2 separate regions of the Mus musculus genome follow, and region 1 is linked to region 2. The links are chromatin loops, found by intact Hi-C in ENCODE. Cell type or tissue: gastrocnemius. All regions are shown on one strand. Each heading gives the region's core, and the rest is flanking DNA. Links, peaks and the distances in the headings are about the cores only.

What was found. Peaks named below come from ENCODE experiments on the same cell type or tissue, not always from the same donor. Only the 100,000 strongest peaks of a DNase experiment are listed, where the experiment ranks them.
Region 1: a loop joins it to region 2, with 5 times the contacts of the local background. A loop is called at or near these places in 18 of 42 quality-filtered maps.

Annotation. Positions count from the first base shown.
Region 1 is chr4:121,036,227-121,046,446 of GRCm38, reverse strand. Col9a2 (collagen, type IX, alpha 2) reads right to left here and starts at 6,881. Exons shown (of 32, transcript NM_007741.2): 1 at 6,661-6,881; 2 at 5,408-5,482; 3 at 4,118-4,153; 4 at 3,969-4,031; 5 at 2,698-2,751; 6 at 2,550-2,585; 7 at 2,429-2,452; 8 at 2,119-2,172; 9 at 1,729-1,782; 10 at 1,577-1,624; 11 at 1,392-1,448; 12 at 1,253-1,306; 13 at 910-963; 14 at 468-521; 2 more. The coding sequence starts at 6,732. In gastrocnemius, for the core only: a CTCF peak has its summit at 5,314 (motif pointing right); DNase peaks (open chromatin) are centred at 5,325, 6,037, 6,399, 6,888 and 1 more place; H3K4me3 peaks cover 1,034 bases; H3K27ac peaks cover 313 bases.
Region 2 is chr4:120,982,628-120,992,847 of GRCm38, reverse strand. Smap2 (small ArfGAP 2) reads left to right here. Exons shown (of 10, transcript NM_133716.3): 2 at 7,520-7,653; 3 at 9,656-9,741. Among named protein-coding and RNA genes, the nearest start is that of Mir7015, 14 kb to the right of the region's middle. In gastrocnemius, for the core only: a CTCF peak has its summit at 6,257 (motif pointing left); DNase peaks (open chromatin) are centred at 4,387 and 6,209.

The sequences.
Region 1 (10,220 bases), core at 1,400-9,399, 54 kb before region 2:
CAGAAGTCACCCCCATCCAGACTGACAAGCACATATATAAATGCCAATGTGTACACACACACACACACACACACACACACACACACACCAGCCTTGGATGGAGACAATCCCTTTCCAGTACTCTTCAGGGGGTCTGTTCAGATAAGGGGTGCCTGAGAACTTACCACATCCCCCTTCTCACCGGCTCGGCCTGGTGGCCCTCTTGGGCCTTCTTCACCCTGGTGTGAAGACAAGAACCTAAGTCACATGAGCCCATGAAGACCAGCACCCAGTTTGAAGCCATAGACCTCCACTGTAGGGCCTAGAGACAGAAGCAGGCTTACCGGTGGCCCAGCAGCCCCGATGGAGCCCACCATGCCTTTATAGCCACGAGGACCCTGGGGAAGAGGAAAGATTGCAGATCAGTCCTAGATGGACTTCAGATCCCAGAAGCCACAGCAACTCCTTCACAGCCCCCACAGACTCACCATCTCTCCCTTGGGTCCTGCCATGCCCGGGTAGCCCCTGATGCCTTGGGGGCCCTATCAAAAACAAACAAACAAACAAACAAATGACGGTGGAGACAGCTGCGAGGCCCAACTCACTTATGCCTTTTCTGATCCCACCTCTCACGATGCTCCTTTAAAATGGGCAGAGTGTCCCTATCTCCTGCACAGTACAAAGCTGCTCAGATGTAGAGAAGAAACAGAGCATTTAAAGAAACAGTGGCAAGCCTGGACCTTAGCCTGGCCTTCTGGTGGGCAACCTTGGTCCTGTCCTCCTTATTCCTACAGCCAGCCTGTCTTTCAACGGATCCAAGTACCCCAGCCAGACACTGATATCTTTAGAAGTTAGAGGCCAAAGCAGGTGAATGGTTGCATTAAAGGGCTCCCAAGATGATAGGGGGCATGAGAGTGGGGTGCTTCTTACCGGTGGTCCAGGGATGCCTTGCTCTCCAGAGGCACCCACATCTCCCTTGGGACCCTAAGAGCAAGGAAGAGCAGTCAGACTAACAGGCGAACACAAGACAAACAGATATCAACAACCTTTCCAACACAGACAACCAGAAATGGTCAACTAGAAACCACGAAGTCCCACACCACATGAAAAAGGGACTCAATAAGAGACCCAGTGGCCTCCTGCCCCTCAGCACAGGGATCTGCCCCCTTGAACCCATAGGACAGAGGAAGGGATGAAGAAGGAGGCAGATCTCTGTAGGATTGTCTCCCTTTAATCCTTGTCCTCATCCCTGGCCCTTAGTTCTCATACTCACTGGCTTCCCCTGGCGACCAGGATCACCCAGAATCCCCCGTTTGCCTGGATGACCCTAAAAGGAAGAGTGGATTCGTCAGCCCCAGGCTCCCTCCAAGTGCCTGCTCTACCCTCCCTCCCGGGAAAAGCCACCCTTTTACCTTCACTCCTTGCAAACCCTGAGGACCCTTCACACCAGCTGGACAGTTGGTTGGACACTGGAAAGAAAATCCTATAAGGCCTTGAGGTTTCTTGCTGGTCAAGGCCAGCTGAGCAATGCTTCCCCAAACCCCCTCCCGTCTCTCACGGAAAACCCCTGTCAATTTCTCCAGACCCCATTTCTCACCAAGAAATCCGCACTCCCTTCCAAGCCCTGGATGGTTCCTGGTCGGCCCTGAGAGGAGATGTGATAAGGATGAGACCTGACCTGATCCATCCCCACGGCAAGCCACTTCCTCAGGAACATGTAGCCAATTCAAGAGAGTTGAAGACACTTACTGGTTTCCCAGGGGGCCCTGGGGGCCCTGATGGTCCCTCTGGTCCTGGATCCCCCTGGAGGCAAGAAGAGCCCAAATTTCATCCTGCTGGGACCTCGTTTGTCCTTTCTCTCCCCCCCCCCCGTCCCACTTCCTAGCACTGTCCCATCCACACCACTCTTTAGGGCACCCCCAGAAAGCTGCCACAGTAAGGAGATCCAGGAAACTAGCGGGCAGCACCAGCCCTGAGCCTCCCAAGAAGACTTGCCACAATCCCGGGTTCAGCAGGAGAGGTTCTGCCCCAAGCCTGGAAGAGTTCTTCGTGGGCCGGAAACTCCCAGAAAGCCTGACCCAGACTGCCAGCTTAGGTGTGCACGGCAAGGGGCAGAGTTAAAGGGTGACAGAGGCTCACCTTGGGGCCTGGGGTTCCAATCTCACCAGGGAGGCCAACAGGTCCAGGGGGTCCCTGTGGGGCAAAGAGATGGCTGTCCCAGATGCCTCACAAGGTCAGCCACCTTAGATGGAAAGGTAGGGACAAAAGTTTCTTCACTGTGACTACTTAAACAACTCCCAGCAGACAGAGCTTATGAGGCTGTAAGGACCAGGCTATCCCAGACTCACACTGGCCCACTCTTGACACCAACACAACATGCTGGTCATTTCTCATGATGAGGACTGCCCTCTTTCCCCAGTCTCTGAGTACCCTGCCCCTCAGAACTTACGGGAGGTCCAGCAAAACCAGGGCCCTGTGACGGAGGAAGAGGAAATCAGATTAATGGCTCCCCTCTGCAAGTCCTCCCAACCCCTAGAGGGCCTCTCCACCCCCTTGTGCATGGCACTCACCGGCAGGCCAGGGGGCCCTGGGAGCCCAGGCTGGCCCTGCAGGAGTAATGAGAGAGAAGTCAGCGGCTAGAGCCTTCTAGAATCCATACTTCCCTCTCCTGTAGCTCCTCCAAGCTCTGGCCTTAGTGTGTCGTCAGTGAGCACGCACCTTGACTCCAGGGGTCCCCACGGGACCAGGCTCTCCCTTGGCTCCCATTAAACCCTGGGGAAGAGAGAGATGGTAGGATCATTGAGGTGCAGCCTGCCCTTAATGCACAGGGCAAGGCGAGTCTAGGGGAGTCCTTAGGCTTCCACACCGGATGAAGGCCTGGGGACCATACCTTCCTCGTTCTCTTTCTCTGGTTTACTTAGGAATCCAGGGAGGCAGGCAAAACAATTATTCTTTTTATTTATTTATTTATTTTAAGACAGAGTCTCATTATGTCCAGCCTAGGCTAGCCTTGGATCTTGTTATATGGACCAGGCTGGCCTCAAACTCAAAGAGATCCGTCCTGGGATTAAAAGCATGTGCCACCATGCCTTGCAATTATCCTTTTGTTGTGTTGTTGAGATAGTAGCTCCCAGTTCACTGAGTACCCTAGGGTGACCTTGAACTTCTGACTCCTTCCCACCCACCACCCACCCCACCACCCCCACCCTCGAGTACTGAAATTACAGATGTGCCTAATTGTGATGCTGCCCCACTGCCACAGAGCTCCAGTCTCAAGGCAATTGCCCTCCTTTGAGAGACTAGAAATGAAGACTCAAACACCTGCAGGCTCAGCCTCACTCCTCATAGTTGGAGTCTAGGTACTCAGACAAGAGTCTGGACTGGTGAGGTGCTCTCGTGTCTGCTCTTCGTAACTCCAGAAAGCCTTCATCATTTTCTCATTTGCAAATAAATGAACACACCCACCTCTCTGGGCCACTGGGAAAGAGGCAGTGAGCTTTACAATCTCAGTGGGGTGTGGGTGAGGAGTACTCCCATTAATTAACCAGTCCCACCTCCCTAAAACTGTCCTCAGGAATGTGTGGCTTTGAGGTCCCTGGGGACCCTGTAATGGTGCCCCCCCCCCAGCTGTGCCAGAGCTGCAGATGGAAAAGCAAAGCAATGGGTTTGGGGTGACAGCTGGGGGGTGGGAGGGATGCGGACAGGCCACAGAAAGGCAGTATAATTCCTAGAGGCCAGAAATGTGAGTCTAAGTCTCCACCCACACCTGCAGACAATCCTGGTCCTCGCAGAAAGCAAAGCCTCACTCTGGCTCCTAGCTGCCGGAGATCCAAGGCTTCCAACAGGGTAGATATGAGACAAGAGTGAGGTCACGGTTGTATCAAATGAAGAGGCCTGACTGGCTATAGAGCCGACATCTTGCTACCCTTCTGACCAGAACATGTGTGAACAAAGGCAGAATCAGACTCTTCCCAGCCTGGGGTACTCACATCAATGCCAGGTTTCCCATCTGGACCATCTGGGCCAGGTTTGCCAGGCTCTCCTTTGGATCCCTTGAAATTAGAAGCAGAACAGATGTTAGTCAGAGGAGAGAAAGTAGCGGAACCATCAAAGGTCAAAGAAAAAAAAAAGTACTCACCGGAGGACCAACTTTACCTGGAGGCCCCTTGTCACCCTGCAAGACACAAGCCGTGAGACATGCTTCCCTAAGACATTGTGTGGACAAGCCTGGCTGGGTGGCCCCAAAGAGCTTTCTCCTCTCTCTTTTGTGCTGAAACTTGCACTTTTTAAAAAACAGCTCCCTTTGCTCAAAACAAAATTCAGCTGTACGCAGGCCTTCAGTTCCAGAACTCAGGAGGCTTCTAGAGGTATATATAAGTCTGTAAGTTCAAGGCCAGCCTAGTCTAACAGCAAATTTCAGGACAGCCAGGGTTACATAAAGAGACCTTATCTACATTAAATTAAACTAAATTAAAACAAAACAAAATAAAAGTGCATCAACACTAATCCAGCCAGCTGAGAGGGGCATTTAATCAAGTAGATTCTAGGTATGCTGTGAAGTCCCTGGGTTTCTGGTTAACCGGGAGAAATAAAGCAAATGACAAAAATAAAATAAATAAATAAATAAATAAATAAATAATAAAGCTTTTTAGAGAAATCTGAAAGGGGACTGTGGCTTTCAGTCAGGAAAACCAGAGACTCAGGACAGAGCAAGGATCAAGGGGGCCAACTTGGGGGTAGATTCAAAATGTTCTTAAGAAAGGTCTCTTTTCCGTGTGACAAAGGACCCTTGGTAGGAGCCGGGCAGGGCCGTGGAGTCAGATTTAGCCCCAGAGAGGCCCCCAGGCATTCCGCAGCCTGCAGCAAGAGCCTGGCTGGGGCCCAGCGCCCTGCGTTTGGGGGTGGGGGCACCAGACTGAATAGAAGTCTGTCCAAACCGTAAACATCCAGCCGACCTCCTGGGGGAGCTTCCAGAATGAGGTGGTTAACCCTCAGCACACTGGGAGAGCAGAAGACAAGCCCAGCTGATTCTAAACAGGGGAGCTAAAAGCAAAAGGGAGAGACAGGAGTGTGGTCCCAAGCTGCTCAGCCAGTCTACACGAGGTTCTCCAGCTACCTTAAAGAGGCATGTAGTGTGTCAGGGGACAGCACGAAGAGGAGGAAGAGAGGGAGGGGGATAAGGACACGCTGTGAGCCGAGGCCAACAGCAGAACAGCAGGCCCTTGTTGCTGGGTGGTTTTGACAGACTCCCACATTTCAAGGCTGGTTTGGGGTTTTCTCTGAACAAACAGACTCCTTGTGGTCTCTGCAGGCACCGCCTGCTGGCAACAGGGGGCGCTAAACTTCCAGGCATCCCCACCCCTGCGCTCATAAAGTTCTCCTTTGTGGATAGCCCTGCTTCCTCTCAAGTCTGAAGTTAGATACTCACGTCGATGCCATCTGAACCAGGCACTCCTGGTGGCCCTGGTGGCCCTGGAGGACCCGGCTCCCCTGGTGGACCTCTCTGAAAATACACAAGAGTGCAGCCCTCAGACAGTACGCAGAACTGGGCTCCCAGGGGCTGCTGGAGACCCCGAGAGCAAAGGTGACTAGGGCAGCATCTCCCCAAGGAGATGGTGCTTCATGGGGAGTTTGTTGAGCAGCTACTGTGTGTCAGGCACTGTGTGCCATTATGCTCTGTTACTTTATGAACTACTCAGAACTCGGGGGGGGGTACTATTAGGGGTGACAAGCAGAGGGTGAGGAAACACAAAAAGACTCAAGGCTCGTGATCACTGCAAGTGAATGCTGAAACCGTGATTACACCCTAGGTTGGCTGGCTTCTTCCCCTGGGTCACACGGTCTTTGCACTGTCACGATAGGAAATAGATGAAGACATCATTTGCTCAAATCACAGATGATGTGCAAGATGGCACCTAGCCAACGATGGCCGTTCGAACTATTGCTGTTTTCTAACCAACAACAGGTATAGCGGTGAACTGGCACCTCTCCCTCGTCCCTGGTGCAGGTAAAGAGACCTCAGAGAAGAAGGAAAGCTGGGACTCTTCCCACCCAATCCTCCCTAAGGTAGCGAACCAGCCCCGACTCAGGAAGTCCACGCGTGCCAGATGCTGGCGCCAGGTGCCCTCCCCAGGTTAAGATGTGCCAGGCTGGCGCCTCACAGGCGAACTGTACCCCTACACTAGCACTGCTTGGTGAGCGGGCCCAGCATCCCCATTTGGTCCTAAACCGGGCATCTCTTTCCTAGGGCCCAGCTGTCCCTGCGAAGTGAGGCAGAAGCCCACAGTCAGGAAACGGACATATTGGGGCGACAGGGAAGTCTGGCTGGAGCCTGGGTCCCTTAGGAGACTCCGGGGGCGGAGGCTCCGCTGTCGACTGAATAGCCACCATTGTCTCCGCACCACCTGGGCTCTCTCCACTGCCAGGCCCCCGCGCCATCTCCTGCTCGACGCTGCCTGTCCCAGGCAAGGCCAAGCATCCCGAGGCAAGGTCCCTCTGGTTCCCGGACTAGTCAATCTCCCTTCACCGCGAGCGGTTTGCCGGGTATGCATCACCCCAGCGGCTCTGTCCTCAGCTGCCCCTCAGGCTAGGGACAGACTAGAACAGGTCCTAAAGACTCCAGGATCCTAAACCCAGGCTCTGCACCAGGGACGGCGGAGACAGAGAAGTGACAGGACTTACGATCTGAGCCAGGGCGAGCCACAGCACCTGGAGGAGAACGAACAGGCTGCGGGGCGCGGGCACGGCGGTCATGGCGAACAGCGGGTTCTGGAGCGGGGGTCCAAGCACCGATGGCGGGGGCTGCTTTCGGAGCCTCGGACTGGATCTCCCGAAAACGCAGCTAGACGGGCCGGGGCGGGGACCTGCAGGCCTGTCACCTGAGAGCACTGTGGGGAGGAACTGTCCAGCTCCGCCCGGTCAGGGGCGGATCTTCTGTGCCCACCCTGGGTCTGCATTCTGAGTTTGACCAGACGCCCCAGCTGGGAAGTCCCGGGGGCATCTCGGGGTACGGGACTACTTTCTGTGTGAAGAGCAGAAGTCCATTCGAAGTCCCTTTCCTCCTTGCCTCCAAGATCAAAGCCTTCCTCCTGGCCCTCAGCCCCATCCTTTCCCCGGGCAAGCTTGTCTGGGTCCTTTATCCTCCAGAGCCTCAACCATCTCAGGTTCTGGAGACCTGGCCAGGACTCCACCAACTCCATCTTTTCTAAATTGGCTCAGTCCTCTCCACAAACAATCAGGTCCCTGCCATATTAAAACACACCAACATCTTTCTTGAATCTGCCACCTCGGGAATTCCCCATCTGCCTCTTCTCTCCCCCTCCACCATCAATTCCATTAGAGTTGTCTGTGGCCTCTAAATTTCCCTTTCCTCTCGCCTCCCTGCTTCCATCGACCAGTGCGATCCGAACATCTTCCATCCTTGAGGCATCCTGTTAGCATTTGGATCTGCCCTTGGCAATGCCAGTCCTTCACGTCTTCTCTCCCAAGCATCCACCAGGCATCCACCCCATGTGACCTTGTACAGTTATATCCTTTGAAGACAAGTTTTTATCTATGCGAATGAGTGTTTTGCCCTCAGGTATGACCCTGTCCCATGGGGGACCAGACATCCTTGGAACTGGAGTTGTAGAAAGGTGTAAGCTCCTACGTGGGTGCTGGCAACAACCTGGGTTTTTGCAAGAAGAGCACGAGCTCTTCAGCAGGGAGCCATCTCTCCAGATCCCTACAATTACATATTAAGGAGGAGTACATGTTCTATGAAAAGTGTCCCTTAGACTATCAAACACCACAATGCATAGTCACACAAACTAAAATGGACCTGGGCTATCTAACCGTGTGGAACCACCTGCATGTGTGAGGTCCACTGTCAGCCAAGTGACACGATTGTCTTTCTCCTCAGCGGCACCTGCATGCTGCTGTCTCCTGGACTGGGAGAGACTTCTCCCTCACCCCCTTTCAACTGACCTCCCAAGTTCATGGAAACAGCCACCACTTTATTCAGTAACACCCCAAACCCACCTGTCTGGTCACCTCGGTCCAGAGCCCCTTTCTCCTCTCCTTCTCTTCCACTCACTGGCTAAGGGCAGTGGATCTCATGCAGCCACTAACCACAGTTATGACCACAGACACCTCCATGACATAAATGAAGTCTTAGTTTCCTCCTCTGTAACTGGGAACAACATGGTCCCTATCTTAAAGAATTTGCTTGAAGATTGAAGGAGCTGATGGTGGCAGCTGCTTAATGTGACAGCAGTGCGCTGTGACCCTCAGTATCATTTGCTCTTGGTATCCAACTGGCCTCCAGTATGGAAACTTGACCACAAGCAAATCAAGTGACCTGGCCAAGGAGGAGGCCTGGACAGATGGCTCCACAGATAAAAGCACTCCTTACTTTTGTAGAATTTGGGGATTTGCATCCCACATCAGATGGCTCCCAACTACCTGTACCTCCTGTTCCATAGAATCCAATGCTCTCTTCTGGCTTCCATGGGCAACAGCAAACATGCAGTGAACATATAAGCACATGCACATACACAAAACACATAAACACGTGTAAAAATCACCCTCCACATTTCCTTTTCTTAAGTATGTTATGAAGCCGGGGAGATGGCTCAGTGGTTAAGAGCACCAGCTGCACTTGCAGAGGACCAAGTACCCACATATCAGCCTATAACCATTTCTAACTCTGTTGAGCGCGCCCCCAACTCGCCAGCAAGAACGACGCCACAGCAGGATCCTTCTGCACACGTTTATTCAGTCCTGTTTCTTCTTTCTTTATATCTCCCTTGTTTATATATCTCCCTTGTTTTTACATCTCCCTTGTTTATATCTCCCTTGTTTTTATATCTCCCTTGTTTTTATATCTCCCTTGTTTATATATCTCCCTTGTTTTTATATCTCCCCCGAACCCTGGGCCTCTCACTCCTTTTTATACTCTCTCTCATCCACGCACCGCAGGCCATGCCCCCTCACCAGGCACGCAGCTTCAGCTAATCAGGGCAGCAGGGGCAAATCTCCACCAAATTGGATTCACCTGTATCCTGGTACACCTTCGCAGCACTCAAGATGTTTGTGTCTTATATGAGGAAGTCAGGTGCAAGTCATATGACTTAGCTGCAGTCCCTGGCGCCTTTGGGACTGCCGCCACACCCGCTCCCCACATAACTCCAGTTCCAGGGTTGGATGCCCTCTTCTAATCTATTAGGGCACCAGGTACCCAGGTGAAACACAGACATACATGCAGGCATGGTACATACACATAAAATAAAATAATAATTTTAAATTATGTCACACAAAATAAATAAAATGTTATATACATAAAAAAGAATTGGGCTGGTGAGATGGCTCAGTGGGTAAGAGCACCCGACTGCTCTTCCAAAGGTTCGGAGTTCAAATCCCAGCAACCACATGGTGGCTCACAACCATCCGTAACGGGCGGTGGTGGCGCACGCCTTTAATCCCAGCACTTGGGAAGCAGAGGCAAGTGGATTTCTGAGTTCAAGGCCAGCCTGGTCTACAAAGTGAGTTCCAGGACAGCCAGGGCTACACAGAGAAACCCTGTCTCAAAAAACCAAAAACCAAACAAACAAAAACAACCATCCGTAACGAGATCTGGCTCCCTCTTCTGGAGTGTCTGAAGACAGCTACAGTGTACTTACATATAATAAATACATGAATCTTTAAAAATATTTTTAAAAACTGTTAAAGTTTCAATAAAGTAGTTTATCTTAAAAAAAAAAAGACTCAATAGTTCAAGGCCAGTCTTGAATATGCAGCAATGTTAAAGGTCAATCTAGGAATCATGAGATCCTAACTGCCCTCCTAACCCCCCCCCCCCGCCCCCTGCAAAAAGTTGAAGCATAGTTGCTGACACTTTGAATCCCAGCACTCTCCAGGCAGAAGCAAGGAACCCCTGTGAGTTGCAGGCCAGCCTAGGCTGAATATAGTGAGTTTCAGGCCAGCCAGGGCTACATAGGAGACCTTATCTCAAAATGGAGGAAGAAGAAAAAGAGGAGGAGGAAGATAGTTGATATCATCTCCAGGATGAAAATTCCCAGACCTTGAACTCCTTCTTATGCTCTGCCCACCACAGGAATTTCCCTTCAAATATAAGCCTGACAATGAGAGGCCACAGGGTCAGTCAGGGGCTAGTCCAGAAAGGACTGATGCGACAGGTTTGATACAGCAAATCCACAGGATATGGAAATGTCTTCCATGAGGTCCAGAGAGAAAAGAGAAGA
Region 2 (10,220 bases), core at 1,303-9,302:
GTTCCAGGCTCATGAACTGAATTTGACTGTTTTAGTTCCATTAATAATTAATATGTCTATAATTTGATAATTTTGCTTGGCATTTATAATCTTGTTCACACACACATTCACAATGTACATGCATGTGCATACAAGCCATGGCACACATATCAAGATAGAAGACAACTAGAAGAAGTTAGCTCTCCTTCCACTATGTGGGTTTCTCATCAGACTTAGCAACAAGTGCCTTTACCTGCTGAGCCATTTTACAGCCACATCTGGCATTTTTAAAAGCCATTGAATGATAGTCAAGAAGCATGAAGTTAATCTTCTCAGTCTGAATGGAGTAGCTAGGGTATTAGTAAAGCTTAGAGAAGATTAACTAAAGAAGGGAGACGCTGCATGTGTGTAGCACTGTCCCAGAGGCTGTGGGCCCAGATAGAATGGAGGCTGTCTAGTGCAAGCATTCCCTCTATCCTTCCTAACCATTGTGGTGAAGTGTGCTGTTTTCTTTTCACCATGGTGGCTAAAATCTGAACCTGTGAGTCAGAATAAATCATTCCTCCCTAAATTGTTACGTTCTTGACAAACAATGACAATGTCATAGTGACAAGAAAGGGACTAACATAGGAAAGGAGCCCCTCACCTCCACCCCTCCCCAAATTCACCTACAGTGCGGGGAGGGTAGCTCAGTGGTAGAGCCCTGGCCTAGCATGTGTGAGGCTCAAGCTGCAGTTCTCATCACAGGAAAAGAGATCACCTCCAAATTATCTGCTAGAGTTTTAACAGTGGACAGGATGGAAGCTTCACTGTTCGCCTGGTCACTGACTTTACCACACAGGCTCATTCTCTGCCATTCCCGAGAGCTGATCCTAGCCTCTGCCCCTGGTGGGACTTAACCGTTTCTGAATACGCTGCATTTGTTTTCATACAACTTGATTGTTAGAAAGTTCTTTCCAGAGCGTGCTACAACCACCATCTCCTCACGGGTGCAGTTCTCTGGCGCCTCATCAGAGTTAGCCCATCCCTCTCCTGTGACTGCTCTGCATGTTGAAACTACTGTGTCCTTTTACTGATAGGCTGAGTTAAAAGAAAACATTTGATCCCACTTCTCAGAGCTATTTAGTGTGTACTTTGGATACTTTTCCTGGATAGCAATATTAGAATAGATTCTTACACGGTTTTAATACTGAATTTTAAAATTCAATGTATCATAGAAGTAGTTCTCATCTTTATTTTTTTTCTTTCCTTTTTGTTTTTTGAGTAAGGTCAAATGTAGCTCTGATCTTGAACTAAGTAGACCAGGCTGGCCTTGAACTTCCAGAAATCCACTGCCTCAACACTGGGATTAGAAGTGTGCACTACCACACTCAACAGAACAGAACTATTTCTGTATCAAGCAGAGAGCTAAACATTTGATAATTCCTTTATGTAGTCTACCAATATAGTTTGTAGTTTTTAGAAAGCAACACTAAGTCAGGTAAAGTGACTCATAGTGTCAGTACCTGAGGGGCCGACACAGCAGTGCCCTGTGAGGTCTCGGCCAGTTGGGCTAAAGTTTGAGACCCTAGTTTTTTGTTTTGTTTTGTTTTGTTTCTTAATCCTAAATAAAGAAATAGAAAATGTAATAATAAACTTTTTTGAGGAGTGGGGGAGGGAGCCTGGTCTCACTATGTAACCCAGGCTGGCCCTGAATTCAGGTACTGGGATACAGGTATGTGCCAGCACGCCTAACAGTAATGAACAGTTTAACAATTGTATCCTACCTGCTTTTCCCTTGATACATTTATTTATTTTAGAATATTTTAGAATATGAGTATTCTATCTGCATGTATACCAGCATACCAGAAGAGGACATCAGGTCACATTACATTACACATGGTTGTGAGCCACCATGTGGATGCTGGGAATTGAACTCAGGACCTCTGGAAGAGCAGCCAGTGACCTTAACCACTGAGCTATCTCTTCAGCCCTGGATTTATTTACCTTTAAATGTGCTTTAAAAAAAATTCTGCTTCTATACTATGTGCAGGGAGCTATGCTATGCCCTAAGGATGACAGTGAGTGACTTCAACTCTTGTGACACTTATAGTTTGGCAGGAAGAAATGTGGAACAATCACAATCATAAGTACATAACAACAAGCACAGTATAAGTTAGAAAACACAAAGGATCAAGCTCATAGCACTTAAAAAAAAAAAGCCCAAAACACTACTGTTTTAAAGATGTAGGCTGAGATATGCTCAGGTAGAAAGGTGTTGGGGTTTATATACTTCTTTCAGTTGATCTATTTGATATGAGGTTTGTGGATGGAGATGTGGGCTGGAATCGCTGAAGCTGGTGGTTAATAATGCTCTGCTTTTGTGTAGTTGACATTTCCTAAAATAAGATGTAAGATGAAAAGGAAGAGACAGGAGGACTATGAACTAGTGCAGATTTATAACCAAGGAACCCGGGCCTCCCAGCTCTGAGGCAGACACTGCTGCTGAGCTGTACCCAGCACAACAGGCAGAAAACATGTTATGTGAAACAGTGTGATATGTGAACAGTGGTGACTGGTGGTCAGGGAAAGCCTTTGGGCTTTGGCAACAGCAGGTACAAAGCCTTCAGACAGGACAGACTGGTGCCTTGAGGGCATGAGAGAAAGCTGGGTTGAGTCTAGCCATGGGAAGATACACAGGACCTTGGAGGATAGGTAGTTGGTACACACCTCTAATCTCAGGACTCAAGAAGCCAAGGCAAGAGGCTTGTGTTACACAGCAAGTACCAGTCCACCAAGGGCTATATAACAAGATCTGTCTCAAAAATAACAAAACAATAAAAGAGTAATAATAAATTAAAAGGCCCTTGGAGACATGTACAACACATATGCGTGACATTCACACCAGTTTACATTTTTACCTCAATGTAGGAAACTCCATGGAAGACGATAGTCAGAAGTCTGACCTGTACAGACTTGGATTTTAGAGATTATTCTGGGGGCCGATTTGTTATTGGTCTGGTAGTGTAGCTTAGAGATAGAATACTTGTCCAGTCTGTCTGGGGTGCTAGGTTCAATGCCCAGGACTGATAGAAGCTCTGCCTTTGTATCCTTAGTACCTAGGCCTACCTAGGTAGTGCATAATATTGCTAGGAGAATGAGTGCTTGCAGGTGAGAGATGAGACGGTCTAGGTAGACGTAGCTTCTGGAGCAGAGGGTAGTTCATTTGATGGAGTGCTTGCCTAGCAGTCACAGAGGCCTGGGTGTGGTGCATACCACCACATAAAACCTAGGGTGGTAGTATACACATGTGATACCAGCACTTGGGAAGCATCGTTAACTACACAGTGAATTTAAAGCTGTTTGGGGTGACAAAGACACCCTGTCTTTAAAAAACAGAGGGGGACTGGAGAGATGACTTAGTGGTTAGGAGCACTTACTGCTTTTGTAGAGGACTGAGGTTTAGTTCCCAGCACCCACATGGTAGATTACAACCATCCCTAAGATGGGTCCCAGGGAAAAGGGCACCCTCTTCTGGCCTTCACAGGTACCAGGCACACATACAGTATCCCTAAATACATGTAGGCAAAACGCTCATACACATAAAATGAAAATAAATAAATCTTTTTGTTTGTTTGTTTGTTTGCTTGTTTGTTTGAAGACAGGGTTTCTCTGTGTAGCCCTGGCTGTCCTGGAACTCACTCTGTAGACTAGGCTGGCCTCAAACTCAGAAATCCACCTGCCTCTGCCTCCCAAGTGCTGGGATTAAAGGCGTGCGCCACCACCGCCCGGCTAAATAAATCTTTTTTTAAAGAAAGGAAATGGATAGATTCAGGAAGTTTCTGGGTACACCGAATAGGGCTAGACAGAAAATGAAGAGATTCTTGCTTCGCACGTCCCTGTTAACCCTGGTAGCTCTGGTGGGCATGGGGTCAGTGACAAGCTGCAGTGGCTGCAGCAGGTATTCAGGGTTTAGTGCTGTCCAGAGTGGAGTACAAGCTGGACATTGCTTGCATGCTTTCCACCAGCTCTCAGGCATCAGAGTGTGTGTGTGCAGTGTGTATAAGCCCAGATTTTTCCTTACTAGGTGGATATATTTTACACTTGATTTTTTAAAATTGATCAACCAAATCTACCTGCTTTCTTTGTTTTCATGAGTTCTTCATCGCAGAACGACTCCTGTCAGTGTGAAGTAGGCAGTACCTCCAGAACCTGTGCTGTAGCTCCTGTGGCGTGTGCTCCGCAGACTCCTTTTGCGTCCAGAACCGTTGAGAACATTACTTTGCATCACCTCTTTCCAGGCTTAGTTTCAGGATGATGTCTCTGGGAGAGTTGCAGGATCACCAGGTGTAAGCAGATGCTGCAAGGCCTTGCAGCAGTGATGTCAAGCACTGTGGAATCTGAGCATCCCCCATCCAAGCTGGCAGCTTGGACATCTGTGTATGAGTGCTAGCACATGCTGGCACAAGGACAAGGATTGCGTGCAGAGGATCGCAGCCAGGGCGGTTAAGTTATATGCTTTGGACTATTTTGGAGGAAATAAAGTTGTTTAAAATTTTGTGTTTCTTGCATCACTGAATGGTTCCATTCTACTGTAGTAACCATTTTTGTGTATTTTACCATGCATCTCATAAAACACATATAATAAATTTTATTTTAAAATAAAGGGAGTGGAGAAAGCCAGGACTTGGTACAGGCCTATAATCCCACACCTGCAGAAGCAGAGGAGGAGGAATTGCTACAGGTTAGAGGTTAATGACGGCTACATAGTGAGATCTTGTCTCAAAATGGGAAAAAGCACAACAAACAGCACCCCCAACATCCTGAAGTATTGGACAGCGTTGGGGCGACATGCGTGAGTCTGTTTACTGGTCCTTCGGTGGAGATTGATGGGAAGTGTGTCCTGGAATCCTCCTGTATCGTGTTCTTATGTGCAGGCGCTACTTATTGTTGTTCTCTCTGTTTAGGCAATTTGACGTAGGTGTTATAAAACACATTTTATAGATGGAGAAACTGAAGCCTGGGAAGTACAAGTTTCTCAAGGTCATATTGGTAATCACTGATGGAGCCGCAGTCTTTTCTGACTTCACAGACTATACTTTTAATAACTATACCATTTCCCCACATTTTCAGCCATATAAACTAGGGGAACGTGTTGAAGCTTGAGGCCCAAAGTCTAGCGTATTAGGCAAGGGCTTTACTACTGAGCTCCACTCCTAGCCCATAAGTAACTTTTTTTTTCTTCCTTGGTTTCACGGACTCTTATGGGTTGTGTAGTTGGTGACTGTTATAAGTCTAGTTGCTCAAAACTGAAAGAGAACTCAGGTTGAAGGGCTGTGGTTGAGCTTTAGCCTGGAATGCATGAGGTCATTGGTTTAGACTCAGGTTCAGGGAGGTCAGGTGAGGGAGAGAGACCGAGTAAGGTAGAAATGAGAAGTGTCACCATCTCACTGGCGAAGTGTGGGAGGGATGCTGGGAGGGAAGACTGTGGGGGTGGGAGAGGAAGGGAGGCTGTCACCTGGCTGCTTATGAAAAGGTAGTTGCCTGTATTTCTACTCTGGGGTCTTTGCAAGTGTGTAGACTCAGGGCAGGAAGACTTTTAAGACTGTAAGTGTCTGGAGATCCCACAGTGATGCTGGTATCTTAGGTGACTGTAGACTGCTTTCTCTTGACTTAGACCCAGAATGTAGATAGCCTAATCTTCCATAGCTAACTTCTTTCCAAAAATTTTATTAAGTTTGTTTGCTTGCTTATTTATATTTATTCATTGTGTGTGTGTTGTGTTGTTTGTGTGGTGGGGTCCTATTGCATGTGTGGAGACCAGAGGACAGCTTGTGAGAATTCATTCTGTCCTTCTGTGTAGATTCTAGGATTGTATTCAGGTCACCAGCCTCGGTGGCAAGTGCCATGACCTGTGGAGCTATCTCACTGGCCTCATCTTAGCTATCTCGATTTCAAGACTCTCGAATCTAGAACACAGAAAAAATGCCAAAGAAGTATGAAATAATTGATATTTATTTGGTTGATCCCATTAAAAAATGTAAAGATCATAGGGTAGAAACAAAACCAGAAATTCACACCATGAGAAACCTCCTTCACGTTGGTTTGGCTCTTTCCTTTTGCAGCTGTATGACACCCCACTACCAGGAACAAGTATGTGAGGCGTTGTGTGTCTCGGAGTCTGTGGGAGACTGCGCAGTCAGCTAGGGACTAGAGAGATTGAAGATCTTTCAGAAGATAAAAACCTGAACCAGTGAAAATAGCAATAAACTTCCAAGCAGAGAGCACCCCCTGGTGGTGACGAGGAAGACTTGCACCTCCTGTCATTCTGTATTTTGCCATAATGGACTTTACCTGAATCAAAATAGTCTCTTTCTAATAATAATTATGGATTCAGATTTCTAAGAGTTCCCACGAGACTCTAGCATTTGTTTATCAATACTGCTGTCAAATATCTCAGGCTGGGCAACTTTCTTATTCCAAGCACAGGCCTGCTAATCTCTGTAGAAAGCCAGCAGCATTGGCATCACTTCAACCTCTAATTGTGATACTGTGCTGAATCCATGTCATTAGTTTCTGAGGAACGGTGGAGAAGGAACCACGTCAGATTTTTCAGTCAGTCTTGGTAACTGTCATATAAGTCTTTTTCCCCCCATATAAAATTATGAGAAACAGTTTGGAGATTTTGCGGAGGTATTATTAGGGTAAAGAGAACTGTCAGGGGATAGGAGATTCTATACCTTTTTTTAAACTCATGTGTGAGATTTCTCTTTGTACTAATAAGCTTTCAGGTAACTACATTATCTGGCAATTCTGAATCTAGATAATTCTGTAGTTGGGTAAAGTAGGGACATCAGCCCGGCTTAGGGATCTTGTTAGGTTAATGTGGATGCATATTTTATAGGCTGGAGGAAGGAGAGGATACCAGCGTTTTCAGTTTCAGCATGAGCCTGGCTGGCCTGCAATGCATGTATCCTTTTTCCTAGGAAGAAAGCTGAATCCAGGCCCCTCACCTTTACAGCATCTTCCACTGTTGGTGTAAGGTGCCAGGTTAGAGAGACTTAGATGTGGCTTTCCACCACTCTCCTGGGAGTTTTCTTCATACAAGTGACAAAGTACTATGACATGTATTTTAGCACTGATTAGACACTAAAAGCATGTCTTGTGCCTTCACGTTACATAGTTCCATGTATATTAGATGTCTGAAACTGGCAAGTCCTAGGCAGAAAGTAGACCTGTGATTGCCAGGGACTGGGCGCTAAGGGCCGGTGGGGAGCAGGGATACAGAGTACCTACTAGTAGGTTTGGGATTTGAGTGATAAAACTTCTGGATTTAGAGTGGTGATCACCATGCAGCGGTGTGACTGCCCTGGGAACCTCTGTACTGTATACTCAGAGTTTAAGCTGAAAGTCAAATAAATGTTGATCTACAGGAATGAATAAAGTCAGTAAAAAGGGTAATTGCAGTAAAATCTCATTTGGTTTTAGCCAAAATGCTGCTTGATAATCTAAGTAGCACAGACGAGCATTCTCATAATCTGTCCTGTCTCGCTCTCCACAGGGCCGAGATGGGCCTCCTGGAACATCGGGGTGTTCATCTGCATTCGGTGTGCTGGGATCCACAGGAATTTGGGGGTGCATATATCCAGGGTAAAATCAGTGAACCTCGACCAGTGGACTCAAGAACAGATTCAGGTACCAGCACAGCCTTTAGCCAGCTTCTCTTGTACCCATGTAAGAGCAGTTTCAGGTTGAATGCTAAATTGATCATGAAGGTGAAGAAAAAGGAGAAGGAAAACTTAATAGTTGTCAAACACGTTTGTCAAATTCTAATTTTTATTGTATTTATTTACTTATTTGGGACAGGGTCTCACTGGGTGGCCTGGAACTCATAGAGATCTCCTTGCTTTACCCTCTGAGAGCTAGAATTAAGAGCATGTGCCACTGTACCCAGCAAAATTTTATTTTTCTTGTTGTTTTGTGACAAGCAAGCCTCTAACTCTTTCTGTACTTACCTTAGCCTCCCAAGAACTGAGATTATAGGTGTGTTTTTCTATTAGTAAAATTATTATTCTTTTAAGATGGTGGGACCTTTGGCAGTTACCGATACAACACTTGTAGTTTTAGATGTATGTAGGCAGCCATTTAAAACACAAAACCACAAAAAACACTTTCTGAGCTAAGGGTATAGCCCAGTGAGGGAGCGTTCACCTAACCTGTAGGAAGCTTGCTGGTTTTGATCCCCAGTATTAAAAAGAACAAACCAACTTTCAAACCATAGACTACTCATTTTCTTCCTTGTTTAGAGATTGAGCGAGGGCCTCACATACACTAGGCAGAAACTCTAAGCTGTGCCCCTGAGCTATGATTCCAGCTTTAGCATAATGTTATGTTGCTAAAATGCATGTGTAAATCTAGCTTCCTGTCAGCTTGGTGGCCTGGTGGTGATACATAAACTGATGCTACCCAAGAGCCTTTTAGTGTAACTAATTGTTCTTTATTTTCTTTCCTATGTTGAAACCCTTTTTTGAAGGGTTTTTTTCCTCCCTTTTTTTGGTGTGTGTGTATGGGAGAGGGGGAGGGGTATTAAGGAAGGAGGATATAAAGAAAACCACTTGCTAAAGTTAATGGTGGGAATAGGAGGTTTTGTTTCATTTGTGTTGGAAGAGGTCTTATTGTGTTAGAAATGATCTCAGACTGTACTTACAGACCATTATAGCTCTAAAATGGTGAGTGACATATTTTTTTCCTAGTTTCATTTCTATTGCTGTGATAAAATACCTTGACCAAAAGCAACACAAATGAGGAAGGCTCTAGGTTACAATAGGTTACTATTCTGGGTGAGTCCAGGCAGGAATCTGAGTAGTTTGTCCCATCACACAACATGCAGAGGAGGGAGAAGCAAATCCATGCTGCTCTCTGCTGGCTTTCGCCTATCTTAGTGCTGTTCAGAGACTTCTGCCTAGGGAATGGTACTGCCCACAACGGGCTGGGTCTTCCTACATCAATTAACAATCAGGACCCTTCTCCACAGTCATGCCCACAGGTCAGTCAGGTCTACATAACGCCTCAGCTGCCACTCCTTTCCCGGGTGATTCTGCATTGTATCAAGCTGACAACTAAAACTAACCTGCATGGAGGACTATTTAAATGCTAAATGGAAAATACACTTATTCATAACACAACTAAGTAAGTTAGATAAAAGTATAAGTTTAGAAGGGCTGAGGGTATAGCTCAGTGGTATAACAGTTGTTTACCAGGTACAAGGCCCCGAGTTCTAGTATCAGCACTGCCAAAAGAAAAAACTTGTATTAACTTAGAATTTATACTACCTGTTAGTGCTGGTCTTGTAGAAATCTGATGGATAGCAATGTAGCTTGGGTTTTCAAATGAATTATTCCTGAATTATTTGTGTCTTTTAGACACAGCTTTCAATTAGAAACAAAACCAAACCAAACCTGAGGGAATCAGAGGCTATCAAGTCCCAGGGAATTAGATGTCCTTTTCTGGCTGCACAGACCTGTGGAGAGGAAAAAGCTGTGGGGGGGACCAAATGTTGGGAAACAGAACCCACAAGTTTAAGCCTTGCTTGTGTCACTCTCTGAAGCTGACTCTTCATCTGCACAGTGGGAGGACTGGGCTGGATGAGGGCACCTCCTGGACTCACCTCCTGTCTCTTCGTTGTCTTTCATTGCAGTGCATGCAAGAGATGGGGAATGGAAAAGCAAACCGACTCTATGAAGCCTACCTTCCCGAGACCTTTCGGCGACCTCAGATAGACCCGTATCTTTTTGGAGTGATAGCTGAGTGCAGTTTTGATGTTTGGGAAGAGCCAGGAGACCTTCAAGGCCTGAGATAAGACTGTGCCATCTCTGTATGAATTAGCCCAAGACTTTGGTTTTTCTCTCTACTGCAACCAAAACAAAAACGTGCTTATGTGCTGACATTGGGACTAGCACCTAGCATCAAGTAGGAAAAGCTAGGGAATTAGGGCTGCAGTGACTTTACTGTGAGTCCTTCCAAAGAGTGACAGCTCCAATAGTTTGAATCTCTGACACTATTGTTTGACAAGAAGAATGGCTTACTGTGCTCTATTGAACCCTGGCAATTGGCAAAAGTGGCACTGCTTTGTAAATATCTTGTATAAAAGTATTGACTTTGACTGGTTTATCAATATTGCTCTTCCTCCATTCCCTCAGCCCGGGCTGACAGACACAGAGCAAGCCCATTTGAAGGTAGTGTTTCTCAAGGAACTTTGCAGA